2 separate regions of the Homo sapiens genome follow, and region 2 is linked to region 1. The links are chromatin loops, found by intact Hi-C in ENCODE. Cell type or tissue: PC-3. All regions are shown on one strand.

Region 1 (8,000 bases):
CCATGTTGTTGTCGTGATAGTGAATAACTCTCACAAGATCTGATGGTTTTTAAAACGGGAGTTTCCCTGCAAAAGCTCTCTCTTCTCATCTGCCGCCATGTGAGACATGACTTTTTCCTTCCACCATGATTGTGAGGTCTCCCCAGCCATGCAGAACTGTAAGTCCATTCAACCTCTTTCTTTCGTAGGTTGCCCCGTCTTGGGCACATCTTTATCAGCAGCATGAAAATTGACTAATAAAGAAGTAATTGAGTAGACAGAACTCAACCTCACTACCCCTTCAGCTATAGGATTTGACCTCCAAGGAGCTTATATTCTGGTCCGTTTTTGCCCCAGTAGCAAGTTTACTGGGAAAGGCTCTGAGCTAGGGAAAAGCGGTCTTACCTGTAACATGGTATTGCTGATTCTGGGAGCAGCCTTTTGTTGCCACACGGTGAGCCATGCTTCCCCAGCAGCTCCATCAATTATGTGATTGATAGTTAAGAGATAACAAATTTATCTCTTAACTGGTTCAGCAATTTGATAGGAAACAGGAATATTATTCATAGAGATTATTTACATATGAACATTGCCTTTTTTTAACGACAAAACAAGAAAAAAAAAAAAGATGTGTGCTCTTGGCTAAATCAGTTAGACTCCCAGAGCCTTTGCTTTTTTAAAAGGTACAAAAGTGAGGGGAATGCGCTACAATAATGTTTTTTGAAACTCTAAGGTACTCACTATCCCAAGGACAGAAGTGGAAGAGAGCCAAGTGGAGAAACAATTTTGGGGTTCCCACTGCTGCTTTAACAAGGGCAACCCTACTTCTAGCAAATATTAAGTTTCTCAACAGGACTTTGCAAACAAATATTTGAAAACCGTTTCATTAGATAATCTCTATTATTTCCTCCATCCCTGATACAGTGTAAAATGGACAGAGGGTGAGTTGGTATAACAGGAATTATGCAGGTTTGGGAGCAAGACAGACCTAAGTTTGGATCTTGATTTTGACATATGCAATGACATTGGGAAAGATGCACGACAGATTGTTGTTAAGTACACAGATGATAGATAGATAGATAGATAGATAGATAGATAGATAGATAGATAGATAAATTATGTTGTTGTTCAGATTCAATGGAGTAGCATGTGGGCAATTCCTGAAGCCAAGGAAAGTACTGAGTAATTGCTAAATCATTTAAATAATTTAAATAATTGCTAAATTCTCCGCCTTTCCTTCTTTCAAATGGAAAATCTGTTCAGTAACATCAAGTATTGTTTCAGTGTTTTAAAACATTTTTACACATGCCTCGTCTCATTTGAGTCACATGATTCTCCAGTGGAAGTCTACATTAACTCCTTATGTTTTAAAGTGAAGAAGTAAGCTCAGTGGTCTCCTCAAGGTCATGTAAGTAATTACTGGCAAAATTCCGGTTTGAACTTGGGAAATCCAACATTGATTCTGTGCTAATGCCCAGCTCTGAATGAGTCATACGTATTCAGTTTTGTCTACCATCATCACTTTTTCTGGTTCAGCTCTTCCATGTGACTCCTGTAAAATGAAATTGGCAATTGTTTATGGCATTGGCAGTAGGTTGTTATGTTAGCTCATCTTCTGAGGCAGCCATTGTGAAATAACAAGTGCAGTGAACCCTCAGCATGAAGTCTAGCACTGAAGTCATACGTGTCATTGTTCAGAATTACTGTCTATCCTTGCTAACCCTTAAATACACTTTCTAAGTATTCACATCAAGGTGTTTACTCTCAAAATGATTCAACTGCTGACTTTGAGAAAATTGCAGACTAATAAGCATGCTTTTTTGTGGAAATACAATTCTTAATTTTTACTCCAGATGAAATACTATTCAAGACAAATAACATATCAAAGAAGAGTTTAGGATGGCCAAGCTGTTACTAGCTCTAAGAGGATGCTGTATAGAGATAATTTTTGTTGATTTAGTTACAAACAACCAAGTTCTATAGAAAATATAACCCAATTCTGCCATTTTCTCTAATTTCTACCTATAAAACAGTAACAATTTTCTATGTGAAAAAAAAAATTCCTGGCTTCCGAAATGATGTTTTTATTACAGGTCAGCTACAAATATCCTTCCTGAAGTTTATTTGAACTTTCACCAGGTTCCCAGCCCAATAAGTACCCTCACTCTTCTTACTCTTTCTATTCAACTTTCTCAAACCACTTCTGCAATATAACTAATAAACAGAAAAACAACAATAAAAATAATAAAACAACAGTAACACATACTCACAAGGCTAGCAGGAAGATAAATGAGGTTGATATATTACCTGTTGTCTTTAAACTTGTGGTACTCATTGATACCTCTCTTCCTTTTACACCCATATCTAACGCTAAAACAATTCTATATCCTGTCATCCTAACCTGAAAAAGATATCAGAATTTGATCTTGTCTTGTCATCTCCTATTCACTGGACACATCTACCATCATCTGTTATTTTAATGGACTCCTAACTGGCCTTTCTGCATTGGCCTTTGCGAACAGTCCCCTCACAACATAACCGTCTAGGTTATCCTCTTATAATATAAACCAGGCATTGACTTTCTTGTGCTCTGAACCCCGCAATGACTTCCCATCTCACTCATCCTAAAAGCAAAATTTCTCACCATGGCCTAATGCCCTGTAAAATCTAACCCCTTGTTACCTTTCCTACCACTTTCTGCCTTGTTCTTTCCACTCCAGGCACGTTGGCTACCTTACTGTTCCACACAGCCCCCAAGCCCTGTGGTTTTTATGTAACAATTGCCTTTACTTGGAAGACTTTCTCTGAGATCTCAGTGTGGCTCTATCCCTCTTCTCCTATGGGTCTTTGGTTAAAAGTTATAATTCCAGTGAGGCTTTCTTTGCTTATTCAAAAACTGCACATTTATGCTGTTTATCCTCCTTTCTCAATTATTTGTCTTCTTAGCCCTTGCCACTGCTAACAAGCTGTAATTTACTCATTCATCTTGTTTGTTTCTACCTCTGCCATCTAGGAAGTAAGCTTCGTGAAGACAGGACAGTTGCTTGCATTGTTCACTGATTTATCCCCAATATCTAAATCAGTGCCTGGTGCTTGAAAGGTATCCATTAAACATTTATGGAATGAATGACTCTCCTTCATATTCACTATGCAAAGTGAGCCCTAATCAATACAAATAAGCTTGGGCTCTGTACCACAATATTTTCAGGATCTACAGTTCGGTCACCTGATTTCTAGTAACATTAGCTGTGTGACTTTGCAAACACCAATCAGCTTTACTTCCCATTTTTGTATAATGAGGAAACTCAAATGCAGGTCACTAGTAGGTGTAAAATTTAAATGATACAATTAAATGAAGCAAGGTTTTAAAGTTTGATATAAATATTTAGGAAGTTACCATTGTACAAAATTTTGTTGCATTAGTCATACCTGGAAACTTTCTCATATAGTGATGTGAATAATCCTCCAAAGAATGTTCTATGTGAACACATTTAAACATAACTCAGGAGGATGCATAAACTCCAGTGGTTATAAAAGAGGATTTATTGCAAAATGAATTTAGAGTTGAATACTTTGGAAAGTAACATGGGAAGCATTTTTGACCCTAGGTAAATACACTTTTTGCTACATCTTGCCGCTTTTAATAAACTTGTTTCTCTTCTCCTACCACTCCTCATTTCCACATCCTGCAGCATGGATTAATATCTCTTTACTTTCCCGGTTTCACACAAAAAGTTACTTCCTTCAAAATGTCCTTCCTAATTTACATATTAGATCTATGTTTTATTTGTTCCTATAGGACATCAAACTTTTTCATCACTTCTTCACCTTTTGGCTAAGATCAAGTGTAGGACATCAAACTTTTTCATCTTAATATTCTATAAATACAAAAAGTTATTCAATGTGTGTCTTCCCTACTGAAAGTCCATAAAGGCATGAGTCATGTGTTCTGTTCGCATTATTTCAGCACCTAGCACAGCATCTACAATGTAATGTGTATTTAATAAATGTTTGCTGAATGAATACCAATGCATCTTTAGAAAAATTTAAATGTCAGTAATATTTCTCAGCTTTTACTACTCCAACGCAATTTACCTCCTATTAAGACATAGTTTAACCTTTCATTGGACTTTTTGTATATATGGCTTATGTAATAGATTTGTGTTATTGTCAAGTTAATGTTAATACAATAAATACATAGTAAACATCTAATACAGGGATATTGTTGGACACATTATGTTCAGTAGCATATGTAATGTGTATGTGATTGTAACTTACTTAATTCTACATGTTTTTGTTTTTATGTTGCACATATTAACTCATTTTATATACCTGACCTGATCTATGTGTAGGTACTTGTATATTCATCTCCATTTCATAGGAGAGAAATCTAAGGCAAAGGAAGGTCAAATATCTTGCCTTGGGAGACACAGATAGAAAGTAGCAGGACCAGAATCTTAACTCTGGTGGTGAGTTTCAAGAACTTACATTCTACCAGAAACATAGAGAGATGAATAAGAAAGTTCCCTCAACACTGAGTGAAAAAGAATGAGTAGCATTGAAATACAACTAAATTGATACTTGTAATATAATTATTGATGACTGGACTGACAACTGCATATAATAAATATCTTAACACTCAATAGATTCTCAAAAAAATGTTGCCTTAATGAATAAGGTTTTAGCGCACATAGCTTATCTGGACTATTCATACTCCCACATACCCCCCTAAAAAACTATGGCTATGTGAGTATGCTTTATTCTTGGTTGACTGAAGTTTCTATCCATAAATTTATATTTCTTCAGTACATTTTTAAAAGTTGGTAATAAAATGTATTTATTTATTCAATTTACACTTACTCATCTTTCTTTGCTGGGGAACTTAATCTGTGTAAATGACTTAATTCACAATAGGTTCTCAACTTCAATGTAGTTACCGTGTGTGGAATGTCTGCGAAGTATCTTAAGGGAGTTGTTAAAATTCTATAATAGAAAACATGAAAAACATAAATGCAGCATGAAGAGACGTAATTTATAGAAATATGGAACAGGAAAGAACCTTAAAATATAGGTGGTCGTTTGTCAGCTGAGGAGTAGAGCTGTAGAAAGGTGAAGTGACCTCTCCAGCATCACACAGAGCACTGATTCCTCCAGGAGTGCTTGGACCATGTTACTTCTCCGTTAATTCTACTGTGAATCATTTTATGGCTTGAAGACTCCCTATGCAATAAAAGTTTATTGGCCATGTGTCAGGAACTTTGCTATATGCTGGAGTTACAGCGATTTATGAGACATAGCCCTTGCACTAAAGGACATCACAGTCTAGTGGTAAAGGTAGGGACAAAACATGCTATAGCATCTAACAAACTACATACAGAAGAGGGACACATCAGCCAGTCCAGAAGGGTCAGAGCAGATGCATTGGAAAGAGTGACCTCAGACCTGAGTCTTAAAAAATAAGGAGGCGTAGAAGTTTTCCAGGCAGGTGACAGGGGAATAAAGAGGACTAGTGAGGAAGGCCTATGCGTAGAAAAGGGTCACCGAGGCAAAGATAAACATTAGCAAAAGTAATGTGATATATTCTGGAGGGGTGTAAAGAAAATACAAGCAATGCATTGCTGCTGGAGTATAAAGGGTGAAGAGGAGGATAGCAAGAAATAAATCTGCATGAGTAGTTTCAAACTTTAAAATACCTAGAAAGCCATATTTAAAAACTTGGTTTTATTACATAGAAAATGTGGAGTGACTGGAAACTTTTAAATAGAAGTGTCAGAGTTGGGTTTGTATTTATGGAACCTAGTCCCAGCATGATCTAAGGAGTCAAAACTGAAAACAGAGAGGATAGTTAGGAAGTTAGTGCAATAAACCTGTTTGAGTTTAGAGACATCTACAAGGAAAGATACATTGATATGAAGACAGAGAAAAAACATTTATGTGTGTGTATGTGTGTATTTCACATATGTAAATAACGGGAAATACTTATTTAATACATAAATTTGATATAAGTATTTAGGACTTAATAAATAATTGGATTTGGTGGCTGAAAGTATGGAGAGGTGAGAATGATAGCTAAGTGTTTGAGAGATTACCTAAAGGTGACCAACTCAAATGAATAGTACATGATTTAGTGGAAGTTAGATTGGGACATTATCAATATATAGCAATTGATGAACATTCAGGTGAAGGGATCCAGGAAAATTAGAAGTAAGTTTTTAAGGTAGCTTGAGCAATACGCATAAGGATGATTAGCATAAAACTATGAAATTGGGTGTCTAAGTTTGAGAAAGCATACAGAGTGAAAGCAGAGGAAGAGAAGCCCATGGAAGAGGCAGAAAAATGTCTTTAGGCAGAAGAGAAAGATGTCACAAAATTAAAAAGGATGAAGCATTTCAAAAGGAGGGCCTTGGCAAATTAAATAAAGAGTAAAGATGATAGAAGAAAATAGTAGAAAATTCATTAATATTCAGTAATTAAGGCTATTGGTGACATGTGTAACAACAATTTTAGTAGATTCTGAAAATTCATTGAGGAAGGACATGATAAAACAGACCATAGCCACTGCAGATGTCTGTTGAAAATCATGCATTAGAATGGCTTGGGAGAGAAGGATAATAGCTTGAGGGTACAGTGATTCCAGCTATTTAGGGCTTCAGATATTTATAAGCTGAGGAGAGGGCTGTTTAAATAGAGAAAGAGAGGTTGAAGACAGAGGAGCTAGGGGTTAGGGCACTGATGGAACAAGATCCCAGAGGTGTCAGGAACTGATGAGGTCAGAGGTATTGGTAGAGTCAGATGCTGGCTAAGGATAGGGAAAGGAATCTCGTTGTCTGGAATTAGTATAAAGTAACAAAGAGGGGAATCAAACAGAAGAGAGGAAAGCTGAAAAATACTATGCATAATTACCTTATTTCCTAGGTGAATTAAGGAAGTGTCCAATAACTATTTGTTTCATATTAATTAACATTAACAGTTATTCACTTGTTGAGCTTCCAGTACGATAGTAGAAGAAATGAAAGGTCAGTGGCTTGGTGGCCTCAATACTTTAATTTAAAAGTTTAATGAATGTGAGTGTGTGAGTCTTGGAATAACAAGACTTAGTGGTCAGAGTGTGTGTCGCTGGATGTTAAATTTTCTATTATGATACACTCATGCCTGAAAATAAGATCCAGGTAATGGTATAGTAGAGGATAATTAAGTAGGACATAGATCAAAGCCACTAAGTGGAGGAAGTCCAGGGATTGGGAACTGGTTAGTTGGATGAATCTTGTTTGTAATTATGGATTTCTCCTAGATTTACAGTGTGTCTAGGATAAAGAATGAAACTCAAAACCAGACACAAAACACTATGGTATAGAGTATAGAGGTTTGTGTGAGATATAATACCTGTGATACACAATAGGAATCCTGAAAGTAAGGTGAAGCTATTGATGGCCGGTTTGGCAAAATGAACATTTTTTCACTGGTCGGCACAATAGAGGAAGACGCGTTCTCAGGCAGAGCCAGGATTCAGAGAACATAAGGAGACAGAGAAAAAAGGCCACGAAGTAGATGAGGAAGTAGATGGATCTGCCTTCCTTGTTCCAGAAGAAATTTCTGAAAGCACTTATAAATAAGATCAGTATCAAAAGGAATCAAGCCAGAGAAGTATGGTAAATAATCACTCCACATAATGGATCGGTCCTTTGGAACTGTGACTCAAGTGAAACAGCATATATGAAACCAATTGTACCATAAATGAATTGATGTAAACAAGAATTAAGTTCTTATGGCATACTTCTCTTCACAAAACCATCACCAAACTTCTAATTAAAAGAGATATATCACGTCTAATACTAAACATTGAAATAAATGTGACATATACATACATTTCAGCAATTTTAAAAATAAGTAAATTAATAACTATTTACCCAATTTGTGGTGAATCAGTGAGGGATAGTAGTTGTAGTGGTGGTGGGTTGAATCAAGGAATAACTGTTTGCAAAGACAAAATTGTAAGGAACACCTCCTAACACCACACAGTT
Region 2 (8,000 bases), 76 kb before region 1:
TTGTAGATTACATAATGAGGTAGATAAATAGTAAAAAAAATATGATTGTACATTATCTCTACAAGGAACCACCTTTAATGTGCTAGACAAATGCGCTAGTCCCAGCTACGTGGGAGGTGGAGGCAGGAAGATCCTTTGAGTCTGAGAGTTTGAGGCTCAACTGCAGTGAAATGTGATTGCACCACTGTACTTGAGCCTAGGCAACAGAGCCAGACCTCATCTCAGAAATAAATAAATAAATAAATAAATAAATAAATAGTGAGTGTATTATTCATTTGGTTTCCAACTCTCTTAGGAATTAACATGCTATGGAAGAACAAACATTTGTTCTCTATATAATATCTGCAATATGGGCACAAGTAATGATGTAGGGGTAAAAATATGATTATTTTTTCTCACTACATATTTATCCTACCCGTCCTCTTTACCAGACTTCAAGCCAAATGTCAAATGGGAATGCTACTTGCTAGCAATGGGATCTTTGCATTCAAATGTGTCTAGTTTATCTTGGTTTCCAGACTTGTCCAGTATAGGAAAAGAGATCTTTATTCCCAGATAAAGAGAAATGCCAGTGCAAAGAAAGAGAAAAAACAAGTGGAAAGGAAATGATAATAAATGATACAATGGAAGAACACTATTTTGAATTGAACTTGCAAATTAATATTCAAAAGTGTGAATCATGTTCTATGTAGAAGGAAAATAAAATGAATATGTAATAGTTTTGATAAATTCAAATGCTTTAATAAAATTACTTTTTAATAAAATAAACTTACGGTCCAATAAAGACATATAGTTCCTTCATATTATTAAAGAAAAAAAATCTTAAATTAAGGATCAGAATGATACTTAATGGTAAATCACTAGGATATTAATTAAATACAATAAAAGAATAGAAAGAATACTACAATCACCACTGTAACTGAAGTGAGTTGGCATTGCTATTGCAAAGGCAACAATAGCATCATTGATCAGAATGGAGGAGTTCAAATCATAATTTTCTGCAGTGGATAAAATTTTTGACTAAGAGTAATATCTGTAAAACAATGGCAGAATTCAGAAAATTTTCAATAATATATTTTATTGTTTTAAATTGATAATTTTCTAACATTATGTTGAAAATATCTGATATATAATGAAAATGGGCAAAAATTAAAAACCAAGAAATGTTTTTAATTTTGAGAAATATGAGAAATACAACACTTTAATCAATATAAATATTAGAAAAGTAAATGGAGAGATAATGTTCTTGCACAGGAAGACAATATACTAAAAGTGGCATTTTTTCAAAATAATGTATATATTTAACAAAATTAAAAAACATTTTGTTTTACATTGTTTTTAAATTAAGTTCATATGGACTTACGTATATGGAAAAAAAAATTTTAACTTAAAAAGAGAGAAAAAGGAGAGATCGGCCTGTTACAGAAACAGGGTATAAAGTGACAAAAATTTAAATTATGTTGTAGTAGCAGAGAAATAGGCACTTAATGGGGTATATAAGAAAACACTAATGTGTAAAAACTAAATTATATAATAAAGGTGGTAGTCAAATTAATAAAAGTTAAAAATGTTATTTTATAAATGATATATGGAAATGTGACTGTTTATTTAAAAAATATTAGGTGCCTAAATCATACCATATTTAAAAATTAATTCTGGATTCATTATATTTTTATTTTTTGAAATTTAATAATGTACCAAAACTATGAAAGATTATTTATACAACTTTGATCTTTAGAATCATATCAAATAACTTTGTTTTTAAATTCTGTATAAAATACATTAATATTAGAAAAATTATAAAGCAAGCATATTTATTTGAAACTAAAACATGTGGATATATAAAAAATACTTGCATATATATACATGTATATATGTATAATACATGTACGTATACATGTTATATATATGCATGTATATATGTATTTATACAAAAAAACATGTATCAAGCATATCTATACACCACTGAATTCACCAGTTGCCAGAAGTATGATCATTCACCTTAAGATTAGCAAAGATCAAATTTCACATTGCATGCCTGTATCAAAATATCTCAGGTAACCCATAAATATATACACCTACTATGTACCCACAAATTTTTTTAAGTTTTTTAAAAATTAATAATTTTAAAGGAATATAATGAAAGATGTAAAGGAAAGAGACCCCTAAAGAAAATAAAAATTGGTATTTTTTCTGGATGGCCATTAATGCTAACTAGCAAGAGATTTAAAAGAGATAAGATTTGAAATCTTGATGTGACTTTAAAAAAAAGGAAAATAATTTGACAAATGCATAGTGAAATTACAATAGTAAAAAAAAAATAGAAATAACCAAAAGGGCTGGTATAGTAGATTGGTGCAATGATTGATGGATTATGGGCCAGGTGCAGTGGCTCATGTCTAATCCAGCACTTTGGGAAGCCTAGGCAGGAGGACTGCCTGAGCCCAGGTGTCTGAGACCAGCCTGGGCAACGTAATGAGATTCTGTCTCTACAATAAATAAATAAATGAGAATTATGGATTACGGTTTACCAACACAAATAAATACTCTTGAATCTTGTATAAAATTAATGACCTAGAGGAATATATAAAACTAACAGTAAACAAACCCATTTGGTTCTGTGGCAAATGTATACACAGCCTTAGAAAGACTCCTCTTCTGTAAAGCGTGCAGTAAATAGGTAGGTACTGGTAAGATAATTTAAGAAGTCATGATAGTTTAAAGAGGGAATATAGCAAACAATAATACATATTTTTGAAACATTTTGTTTACATTTTAAAAATTGTATGAATGTTCATTTTGTCAATATTTTTATTGCCAAGGTTTTGTCACTGAATATCATCCCTCCTCAACTGGAGTATCTGTTTTCTTTCTCCCCTAAACAATGTAAAGGTCAGAATGCTAGGAGACAAGTGATTCTGATTAAGAAAGTTGAGCAAAGTTTTAAAAGGCTGCAGATTATATTACCATTCCCGGTGAGCAGCAGTCCCCTTTCCTGTAAGGGAATTACACATCCACCATCCTCTCACCGATACACACCCTCCAACCACAACCCAGAGTTCTGTCCCTCAAGAGGCCTTCTTTTGGGAGAAGCACGTTTGGCAGCTTGCACTACACCCTGACACACTCATGACATGGGACAGGAGATGTCAGAGCTGAATGAAAGCTTTTTTTTTTTTTTTTTTTTTTCCAGACGGAGTCTCGCTCTGTGTCCCAGGCTGGAGTGCAGTGGCGCGATCTCGGCTCACTGCAAGCTCCGCCTCCCGGGTTCACGCCATTCTCCTGCCTCAGCCTCCCGAGTACGCGGGACCACAGGCGCCTGCCATCATGCCCGGCTAATTTTTTTTTGTTTGTTTTTGTTTTTTTGTATTGTTAGTAGAGACGGGGTTTCACCATGTTAGCCAGGATGGTCTTGATGTCCTGACCTCGTGACCCGCCCGCCTCGGCCTCCCAAAGTGCGAATGAAAGCTTTAAGAGGGCTGCTTGTTTCTGGCAGCTCTCAGGTTCTTCCTGTCTGCCTCAGAAGTGGCATATTCCACATACGGGCTGCATCTTCAGTCTGGACTCATCCTCTTCAAGATGAGACAGGTGGAGCAGAGCTGCCACCAACCTCCGGTGATTTCCACACAATGTAAGTGAAAAACTATTGTTAAAAGACACTAAAATGTGGGGGTAGTTTTTATCTCGGCATAACACAGTGGAAGCTAATTAATGCAGGTCTAATTACCAAGGTGTGGGCAGAAGAGAGGGAAACCAAACTGAGGAGCGTACTGCCCATAGGCCAGACAGTAGTGGACGCCAGGGCTCAGAAACGGAGCTGTGGGGACTGGGCTGCCAGAGCAGTGTTTGAGGGGTGCAGCCAGTTGTCCTCCCGTCACCTCCCCAGCAGCTTCACAAGTAGGAGTCTCAGTAACGAATGAAGAGTTTTGCTTTCACTGACTGGTTGTTTTACATTATGTAATGGGCTCTGTGAATTATTGCAGAGTTCGTACTGCCTTTTTTATCTTTGAATAAACCTGTTTCAAGATGGTGTCAGAAGGACAGCCGAACACTCAAGTGGGAGGGAGGGGTAAACTAAAACTTTATTACTTTAAGCAAATAGCAATAGAAAATTAGCCTTATAACAAGAGAAAACAAAATGTAACCAAAGCTCAGTAAAATGTAACCGGAAGCTCATAATACCACAGGAAGCCCTATCACGGGAGTCTGAAGGGAGATGCCCGGGAGCCTGCAGTCGTTAAGCAAGGCCAGGCGCGGTGGCTCACGCCTATAATCTCAGCACTTTGGGAGGCCCCGGGGGGCGGATCACCTTAGGGTCGGGAGTTCGAGACCAGACTGGTCAACATAGTTCACTCTACTAAAAATACAAAAATTAGCCGGGTGTGGTGGCGCATGCCTGTAATCCCAGCTACTTGGGAAGCTGAGACAGGAGAATTGCTGGAACCTGGAGGCGGAGACTGCAGTGAGCCGAGATTGCACCACTGCCCTCCAGCCTGGGTGACAGAGTGAGACTCCATCTCGAAAAAAAAAAGAAAAAAAAAGTGAGCAAATATCACAGCAAAAGCAGGTCTTAAGTAGGTATAAAAGAACTAACAATAGAAGACAACATGTAACCAAAGCTCACCAGACCGCAGGAAGAATCATCACCGGAGTCGGAAGGCAGACGGCCGGGGTCCTGCAGCTGGAGCTGGGGCAGCCCCCAGCACACGACCACAGCAGCCTTCAGCTCCTCCTTCGTGTAAGCTCCTTTTATTAAGTCCAGTTGTTACTTTGAGCACCGTCTGTTGTTTGCTCAGGAGGGCCATTCCGAGCAAGCAACATTGAAACAATCGCTCCAGGAGCGGTGTTCCGGGAGCAGCGTTCCGAAACGTACTCCAGGACTTGAACAATCGTTCCGGGGGAGTGTCCCAGGACATGTTCCAGGACTTGAGTTAATTTCTGGACTTTCAGCCAAATCTTACACAAGCCGTTTACCTTTTCACCTCAGGTGGCTCTGCCTCTTACAGATGGGGGCATATTTTAAAATGGCGTTAGTGTGACCAATTTTTCTCTTCCTACAAAACCTTAGAGAAAAATCTGAAACTAGCTTACCCTCAAAATATATAAAGAAAATTTAGGGTTTGTATTTTTATATTAGCATCATTCCTGTATTCATTTGTTGTTCCAGCCTTTCTATTATTTATATTTTTTTCTTTTTAAAAATTATTATATACAAGCATGCATTGTTTAAGGTAGATATAAGCTTCATAATGGACTTAAGATGTGTTTTATAACAAGTGATATATATGAACATATGAACACATGAAAAATAAAGTATGTGATTATGGAGCACTTTACTATAAGACACACATACTTTTACGTCACACAATGGATACTCCATAATCACATACTCCCAGTAGGTAGGACTGTAGGTGTGAGCCACCATGCTGGGCTTTATATATATTTAATGCTTTCAAAAGCCCTGAGATCAATGTTATTATACAAATATATCAGATGAGGAAATCAATTCTTATAGATGTTAACCAGCTTGTCCAAGATGGTGGCCACCAAGCAGGTGGCAGAAATGGAGAAGACTCAAGGATTTGTGACTCCAAAAGTTCTCTCTTACCATGAGGATTCTTAATTGTCCAACTCTTTACTATATATGTGAAGCTGATTATGATTGAAGGTCAGTGGTGGTAATAACCTCATGTAACGACAACTAAGAGCAATCAGGTACCTTTGAATATGTTATATTTTTCTCTAGTCTATGCCAATTTGTGCCTCTAAATTAAAGCTCTTTAACGTCACATGTAACCCATCACAAAACCAAATATTCTTGGGTACCCCTAACATGTTTTCCCAAGTGCTTTGATCACAAAGTTTCAAAGCCATGCCAAGTTTTCCTCTGATTGCATGGCATGAAGCCCTTAGTAGCTTTTATTTTTGTCTTTTGCAAATAAACAAATTCCTGGAACAGGAAAGCAAATCAAAAATGAAAGCCCGTTTGTAAGAATGCCAAAACAACTTGTTGTTTATCCTTGTTCCTATCACTCTTTTAATTCTTCACAGATAGAAACAATGACATTGACTGGAAGTAATTTACGCAGAATATTAGATAGAAATAACAAGCAGATAGATGGCTTTGCAGAACAAATGTATAAATCTTCATAAGTCTAATGCTTGATTGATCTCAACCAAATTATTAGCTAGCATAAATTGAGTTTACAAATGTCAGGCATTTTACTGAGCATTATATACATTGTATACATTATTTGATCATGTTTACAGAAACAGTGCAAAGCAGTTACCATTGTTGTTAGCATTTTACAGATGAGGAAACAGAGTGGGACATAAATCATTTTCTGTCCAAAATAATGCAACTAGGAATTGGCGTTGTCAGAACTCAAGCACAGACAGTATGTCAGAATTTATATTATTATGACATCCAGCTCATCTGTACTCGAACTGAGACACTATCACTCTGTTCTCACACTGCTATAAAGATACTATCTGAGACTGGGTAATTTATAAAGGAAAGAGGTTTAATTGATTCACAGTTCCCCATGGCTGGGGAGGCCTCAGGAAACTTTCACTTATGGTAGAAAGTGAAGGGGAAGCAAGGCACATTTTACATGGTGTCAGGAGAGAGAGAGTGAGAAGGGGGAAGCACCAGATATTTATCAAACAACGAGATCTCATGAAAACTCACTATCATGAGAACATCATGGGGGAAATCTGCCCCCTTGATGCAATCACCTCCCACCAGCTGCCTCCTTTGACACACGGGGATTACAATTCGAGATGAGATTTGAGTGGGAACACAGAACCAAATTATGTCAAACATCTTATTGAGACACATATGTAACCCAGAGGACATATTATTGTCTCAGAAGGGAGTGAATTAAATAATGTGTTTAGTACCTCTACTTTTCCATTGTTTTTTTTCAAAATTTCGGTCTTAGAAAATTCAACGGTATTCTGTTTTTAATTAGCTTAGTACATCTATCATTTCCTTCATTTCATTTCCTTTCCAAGGCATATGATTAAATTTATCATTTCTACAACTGTTAATATAGATCTAGATTTCTTTAGATTCCTGATGTGTCAGTTAAAATTAAAAGTCTTCCTCATCCACTTTTCCAGTGATTAGTCCTGATATCTTGAACTATCATCCTCCTTTATGTGCTTTGCCATAAAAATTTATTCAGAAGTGAGTTAACAGTGGAAGACTGAAAACTTTTATTGGATGGTTTTGGAAACAATCTCTCTCTCTCTCTCTCTCCTCTCTCTTTTTCTCTACTGAGAACACTTACTCTCAGTTGATGCTGTTAACCATCTTACAAACACAAAGATAAAAATAAAAACAGTAATCAAGACAGTCTGGTATTGATAAAAGAAAAGATTAATAGATCAATGGAACAATACAGAGCCCAGAAATATGCCCACACACATACAGTTGACCACTGAACACCATGGGTTTGAATTGTATGGATCTGCTTATATATGAACTTTTTCTGCCTCTGCCACCCCTGAGAGAGCAAAACCAAACCCTCCTCTTCCTCCTCCATCTCAGCCATCTCAATGTGAAGAAGATGAGAATGAAAACCTTTATGATGATCCACTTTAACTTAATGAAAAATAAATATATTTTCTTTTTCTTACGATTTTCTTATAATTTACTTTTCTCTAGCCTACTTTATTGTAATATTGTAATATGAATGCATATAACATACAAAATATGTGTTAATCAACTGTTTATGTTGTCAGTCAGGCTTCTGTTCAACAGTAAGCCATTAGTAGTTAGGTTTTGAGGAGTCAAAAGTTACAAGTGGATTTTTCATTCCATGGAGGTTAGCAACTGTCATGAGAAGGACCCAGTGAGAGGTAATTGAAACATAAGGGCAGTTACCCTCATGTTATTCTCATGATAATGAGTTCTTTCGAGATCTGATGGTTTTATAAGGGATTTTTTCTTCTTTGACTGACACTTCTCTTTCCTGCTGCCCTGTGAAGAAGAA

The links. Hi-C counts contacts between places; a loop is a spot of excess contacts. Peaks named below come from ENCODE experiments on the same cell type or tissue, not always from the same donor. Only the 100,000 strongest peaks of a DNase experiment are listed, where the experiment ranks them.
Region 2: it touches region 1 in a loop (2.8-fold over the local background); 1 of 110 quality-filtered maps calls a loop at or near these places.

Annotation. Positions count from the first base shown.
Region 1 is chr4:19,376,736-19,384,735 of GRCh38, reverse strand. All of the region lies in intron 1 of LINC02438 (long intergenic non-protein coding RNA 2438), which reads left to right. Among named protein-coding and RNA genes, the nearest start is that of LINC02438, 76 kb to the left of the region's middle. In PC-3, no CTCF peak of the experiment used is centred here; DNase peaks (open chromatin) are centred at 3,505 and 5,225; H3K4me3 peaks cover 1,121 bases; H3K27ac peaks cover 2,236 bases.
Region 2 is chr4:19,452,277-19,460,276 of GRCh38, reverse strand. LINC02438 (long intergenic non-protein coding RNA 2438) reads left to right here and starts at 3,287. Exons shown (of 3, transcript XR_001741605.2): 1 at 3,287-3,631. LOC105374511 (a long non-coding RNA gene) reads right to left here and starts at 4,859. Exons shown (of 5, transcript NR_188379.1): 1 at 4,625-4,859. In PC-3, no CTCF peak of the experiment used is centred here; a DNase peak (open chromatin) is centred at 4,886; H3K4me3 peaks cover 3,304 bases; H3K27ac peaks cover 2,150 bases.